Linked DNA regions of Homo sapiens: region 1 is linked to region 2. A link is a loop called in an ENCODE intact Hi-C map of the cell type or tissue named here. Cell type or tissue: heart left ventricle. All regions are shown on one strand. Region 1 has its middle 44 kb from the start of MFSD1. Region 2 overlaps IQCJ-SCHIP1 (IQCJ-SCHIP1 readthrough).

Region 1 (2,500 bases), 970 kb after region 2:
GTCAGATCCTTGTAAACAGAACACAAAAATGTGCAAGCTGCTGTACAAATTAATTATTGAAATTAAGTACTCACTGTCTCTAGAAAGTCTTCTAAATTATTTAAAGAACCCAATTTGCTTTGATTGTGAAAAAATAAAAGCCCTTGGATTCCCATATTTCAGGACAATTCAAACATGGAAGAGGGGCCCAGGTACAGAGAAAATGTAAGCCTACGTTGTAAAAATATAATACAAAATCATTAAAAAGCTAACATCAGTGCCGTTTATGATCAGACTCAAGGTATATCTTAAACTGAGTATAGGGTTGCTATGTGTCTACAGCCATGCCACCTTAAATGCGCCTGATATCAGAAGCCAAGCAGGGTTGGGCCTGGTTAGTACTTGGATGGGAGAGGGGTCTCACTCTTGTCAGTTTTTATTTTAATATTATATATTATCTTTCTTTTTATTATCTCCAGATCATGCTTTTTGAGCTAGGGTTCTGTCATCTATGACAGAGGTGCTATATCTAGTGACTTGAGAGATGACTTGCTATTTTATTTCCATGTCTTTCTTCTTCCAGGTGGTGGTGACAGGCACTGGAGGGACAAGTAGGTAAGAAAACATTCCCCGGAAATCTGGGAACTTGCTGAATCTTTGCTTTGTAAAAAGTCCAGGCTTTCCCCAAATCACCACAGACATGACTTCTACTTAACCTCTCTGAACCTCAGTTTCCTCAGCTGTAAAATGGGGGAAAGGTGCCTGCCATGCCTATCTCACGGGATAGTCTGAAGAATCATCCCAACAGGCAGCTTTCAACTGGCTACACTCTATTCCTTTGTGTGAACCTAACATAGTAACTGCAGACAACAGACCAATAGGAGATTCTTTGATCGGTGGGATTTTTTTACATGTCTTCAATGAATCATATCTCTTTCACAGCTGCTATACCTGGACAAGACCCTAATTCTGGCTTCCATTTCTGGGGTTGAGGCGGGGCAGCAGGTAGCGGGAGGGATTGTAACCTGTTGGTCTTTATTGCCACCTAGTGGTCAGGTGGACAAATAACATCAAGTTATCCAGTGGATTTGAAGCACGTTAGAAAATTAATTCCAAAAAAACCACCTGCTACTTTAATCCACCACCTAATTAATTGTACACAGGGGGCCCCCCTTATATAAACCTGTTAAAAATCAAGTAATTATGCTGTGATGTAAATAAGTCCCTAGTTCATCTTTGCAAATTAAGAATTGTACATATGAATCAAGTTATTATTTTTAAAAACTTATAAAAACAAACTTTTACTGTCTGAAGGCATTTATGAGACTCCATCAAATGGTTTCATTTGTTCAAGATATTCTCCAGATGGAGATAAAATATTAAATGCTAAAGTCAACTCACAGATTTAAATCCATGTGTTCACATGGCAGAGAGAGCAAGCTTTCTGGTGTCCCTTTGTTTCTGTTTTGTTGTTGTTGTTGTTGCTGTTGTTGTTTTCCCTGAGACGGAGTCTCACTCTGTCTCCCAGGCTGGAGTCCAGTGGCACAATCTTGGCTCACTGCAACCTCTGCCTCCCGGGTTCAAGCAATTCTCCTGCCTCAACCTCCCGAGTAGCTGGGATTTCAGGCGCTCGCCAACACGCCCTGCTAATTTTTGTATTTCTAGTAATGATGGGGTTTCATCATGTTGGCCAGGCTGGTCTCGAACTCCAGACCTGAAATGATCCTCCCACCTCTACTTCCCAAAGAGCTGGGATTACAGGCATGAGCCACCGTGCCCAGCCAGTGTTCCTTTTAATAAGAACACCAATCATATCAGATTAGGCCCCATCCTTATGACCTCAGTTAACCACAATTACTTTCTTACTCCAAATACAGTCACGTTGGGGTTAGGGCTTCAACATATGAATCAGTGGTGGATAAAATTGGGTCCACAGACAGTAACAGACAGGGATAAAGTGACCCTGTCCATCCTGGGGTAGCAAAGCCACACCTGCCCTCCCACCCAGCCACATAAACCAAAGAGCTCAGGTCTCCAGGTTACCACTGTCTCTAAAAGAGGCAGAGGGAAGAGAGGGAAAGAGAAAATGTGTGGGTTCTCTCCCTCGTGGCAGCCCTGTGGGGCACTTGCCTCTCTTCTAGGTAATTCTCACAGCAGTCTCCCCAGAAAGGGATTGTCTCATTTTACAACAGCTGAGGAAATCATGGCTCAGAGATATGGTGAGCGCTTTAGAAGGCATACTTGTTCCTGGCACAGGTGGGATTTGAGCACTTCTCACTACCCCAAAACAGTCCTTTGAAGGGCATTAGCCCATGGGCCAGATCAGAGTACTGCCTACTAGACTAGGGGTCCTAATAGGCCCTAGAGGATTCTCTGACCCTCAATCTCCTCATCATAAAACAGGGGTAATAATGTTTTGCTCACAAGGTTGTTCTGAGGATTAAGTAAGATCATGTGGGTGGACTGCCAGACCCAAGCCAGTGCTAAATCATGGTGGATTCCCGCCTCGGCTTCCCTCCAA
Region 2 (2,500 bases):
ATGCAAGTGACAGTCAAGCAGATAAAGAGCAGTGCCATTTACTTTTAGTAGTGATGCTGGGCTTTTTTCTTTCTGTTTTTGTTTTGTTTTGTTTTTTGCCTCAGAAGATTTACATATATGGGTTGGGGAAGGTAGGTGGTTTTAAAATACGTCCCTAAATTCTTTGATATTCTTCCCTTGAAAAGGAGAGCTTAATTCCCTTCCCCTTAAGTGTGGGCTGGATATAGTGACTTTATTCTACAGAAACAAAAAGCAGAAGTGACATACCTGCTACCACAGAGGCTAGGTCAAAAGAGGCACAGCAGCTTCATCCATCCATCTCTTTCTTCCTCTCTCTCTCTCCCCCAAGCTCCCACACTCTTTCTTTCTCTCTGATCACCAGCACTGGGGGAAGTTATCTGCCATGTCATGAAAACACACAAACAGCCCACGGAGAGGGCCACGTGGTGAGGAATTGAGGGCTCCAGCCTCCAGTCATGTGAATGAGGAGGACCCTCCAGCAGTTCCAGTCAAGCTTTCAGATGACTGCAGCCCCAATGCACATTCTGCCTAAAGTGTCATGAGAAATTCTGTGCCACAAACACCAGCTAAGCAGCTCTGGGATTCCTGATGATCAGAAATTGTGAGATAGTAAATGTCTGTTTTTTTAAACTGTAGTAAACTATTATTTATACAGCAATACACAACTAAGACAGAGGGTAAGGACCACACAGTTAATTTTTTTTCAATTAAAATTAAGAACTTGGAATATATAATTTTGTTAATCTACAAAAGCCAAATGCTGTCAAAAAGGAAAAGGACCTGTGATATGACCATGGACTAGAGCAGGGCCTCCATGCTGGACACAGCTGACCTTTGCTCTGTGACCTTGGACAGGCTGCTCCAGCAAGTGCTGCTTGCAGTATGAAGGCTGCATAAGATCAGGATTGCAAAGCCCCTGGCACAGCTCCTGGTGCTGATGACAGACAGCATGCTGGTAGCAGGGGCAGTGGTTCCCTGCCCCAGGCTTCCCTACGGTCACACAAAGGCTCTGCTGCGGGCAGGTGGCCCCACTGGCCCTGCAGATTCCCAGGCAGTGCTCTACCACGGCTCCACACTGCCCCTTCCTGGGGAGGATGACACAAAGCTGAGGTGATTAGTAAATCCTCAGAGGGGAGATAGAGGAGAGAAGCTGGTGACAAAATGTCAGGAGGTTTCCAAGTGATCAATGCTGCACTTTGCCTGCTCTTTTCTACTTTGAATCTCAGAGTGTTATTGTCCCCACTTTAAAGTCTACCCAACTATTTGTTTACAGCTTTTCAACCACTTTCTCTCCCCAGAACTTTAGCATTAGGCACAGCACTCTGGGGCCATACGATAAGAGCATAGAAGGTGCTACTTTGATGTAAAATGCCTTCTTCATCTACATCATTTGAGGATGCATGAAATTTCCACACCACAGCAGCTTACTCCTCGATCCACACTCCTGTCCTGCTTGGGTGTAAGATATGCTGGCTTTGTGAACACTCCTTGGCTGATTATTGTGGAGAGGGCTGTTGTCTGACTTGAGGGTCTACCTCTAGGCTTCAGTCTACTGCAGCTGCTGATGGCCTGTCTCACCATTGGATAAATAAAAGGGGACTGCATGTTTATTTTTAAGTTTGGGTTTTGGGCTGTAGCACACTGTAGGTGGATATGTGTAAAAAGGAAAATCAAAACAATGAGGGCCCTAGGGAGGGTCTGGGAAACCTACTTTATTCCCAAGGCCGTTCAAACCAAGGCTTAGACTTAGAGCCTGTGACTGGCGGGTCTTGCACACAGTAAGAATACAGCGACAAAAGCACAATGAGGAATTTCACCAGAAGGTAACAGGTTACACTCCATTCCTTCTCTGTTGTCAGAAACAAAACAAAACAAAAACTCTAGCTGAAAAGAAGTATTAATCTACTCAGTACTTTGCCAAAGGGTCCCATGGGTTAACTTTAATCTAATCTAATTAGTAGAAGAAAGTATTCTTTTTTTTTAGTAATCCATGAAGAAAAACAAGCCAAAGTTCAGGCATTTTAAAAAGTCAGCTACAGAAGTACAGATACGGGCAAACACCCAGAGTGGCCACACAAAAGTGAGGAAACTGCTTTAAACCCAGCTAAGCACTCTAAGTGGTTCTCTTTCATTGGAAACCAGATGCAATTCAGTGTCCAGGTTGCTTTGTACCACAGTGAAGTCATTAGAATCTGCTCAGTGCTGCTGTCATTGACAATGCACCTCTCCTCGACCCCGCCACCCGCAGCCCGCCACCCCACCCCATTGCTTGCTTTTCTCCTTCAGACTTCACCAGCCATGCAAAGCAATCATTCTTAGTCTGCAAAAGAAAATTCTTTACCTAAGTATTGGTTATATTTCTGATGTTGATGGGTCACTATTAGCTTAGTTTTATTCATCATAGGTATTTAATTCCTTCATTTAATCCACGCATATTTATTAAGCGCTTGAGATAAATGCAGGCATGGTAACAGGCTCA

The links. A loop is a pair of places that touch in the nucleus more often than their neighbours do. Peaks named below come from ENCODE experiments on the same cell type or tissue, not always from the same donor. Only the 100,000 strongest peaks of a DNase experiment are listed, where the experiment ranks them.
Region 1: a loop joins it to region 2, with 3 times the contacts of the local background. A loop is called at or near these places in 17 of 110 quality-filtered maps.

What each region holds. Positions count from the first base shown.
Region 1 is chr3:158,844,471-158,846,970 of GRCh38, reverse strand. No RefSeq gene overlaps it. Among named protein-coding and RNA genes, the nearest start is that of MFSD1, 44 kb to the right of the region's middle. RefSeq lists an enhancer at 797-1,091. In heart left ventricle, a CTCF peak has its summit at 1,016 (motif pointing left); no DNase peak of the experiment used is centred here.
Region 2 is chr3:159,817,085-159,819,584 of GRCh38, reverse strand. The region is part of intron 4 of IQCJ-SCHIP1 (IQCJ-SCHIP1 readthrough); the gene reads right to left. All of the region lies in intron 2 of SCHIP1 (schwannomin interacting protein 1), which reads right to left. All of the region lies in intron 1 of LOC101928351 (a long non-coding RNA gene), which reads left to right. Among named protein-coding and RNA genes, the nearest start is that of IQCJ-SCHIP1-AS1, 50 kb to the right of the region's middle. In heart left ventricle, a CTCF peak has its summit at 1,114; a DNase peak (open chromatin) is centred at 994; H3K27ac peaks cover 593 bases.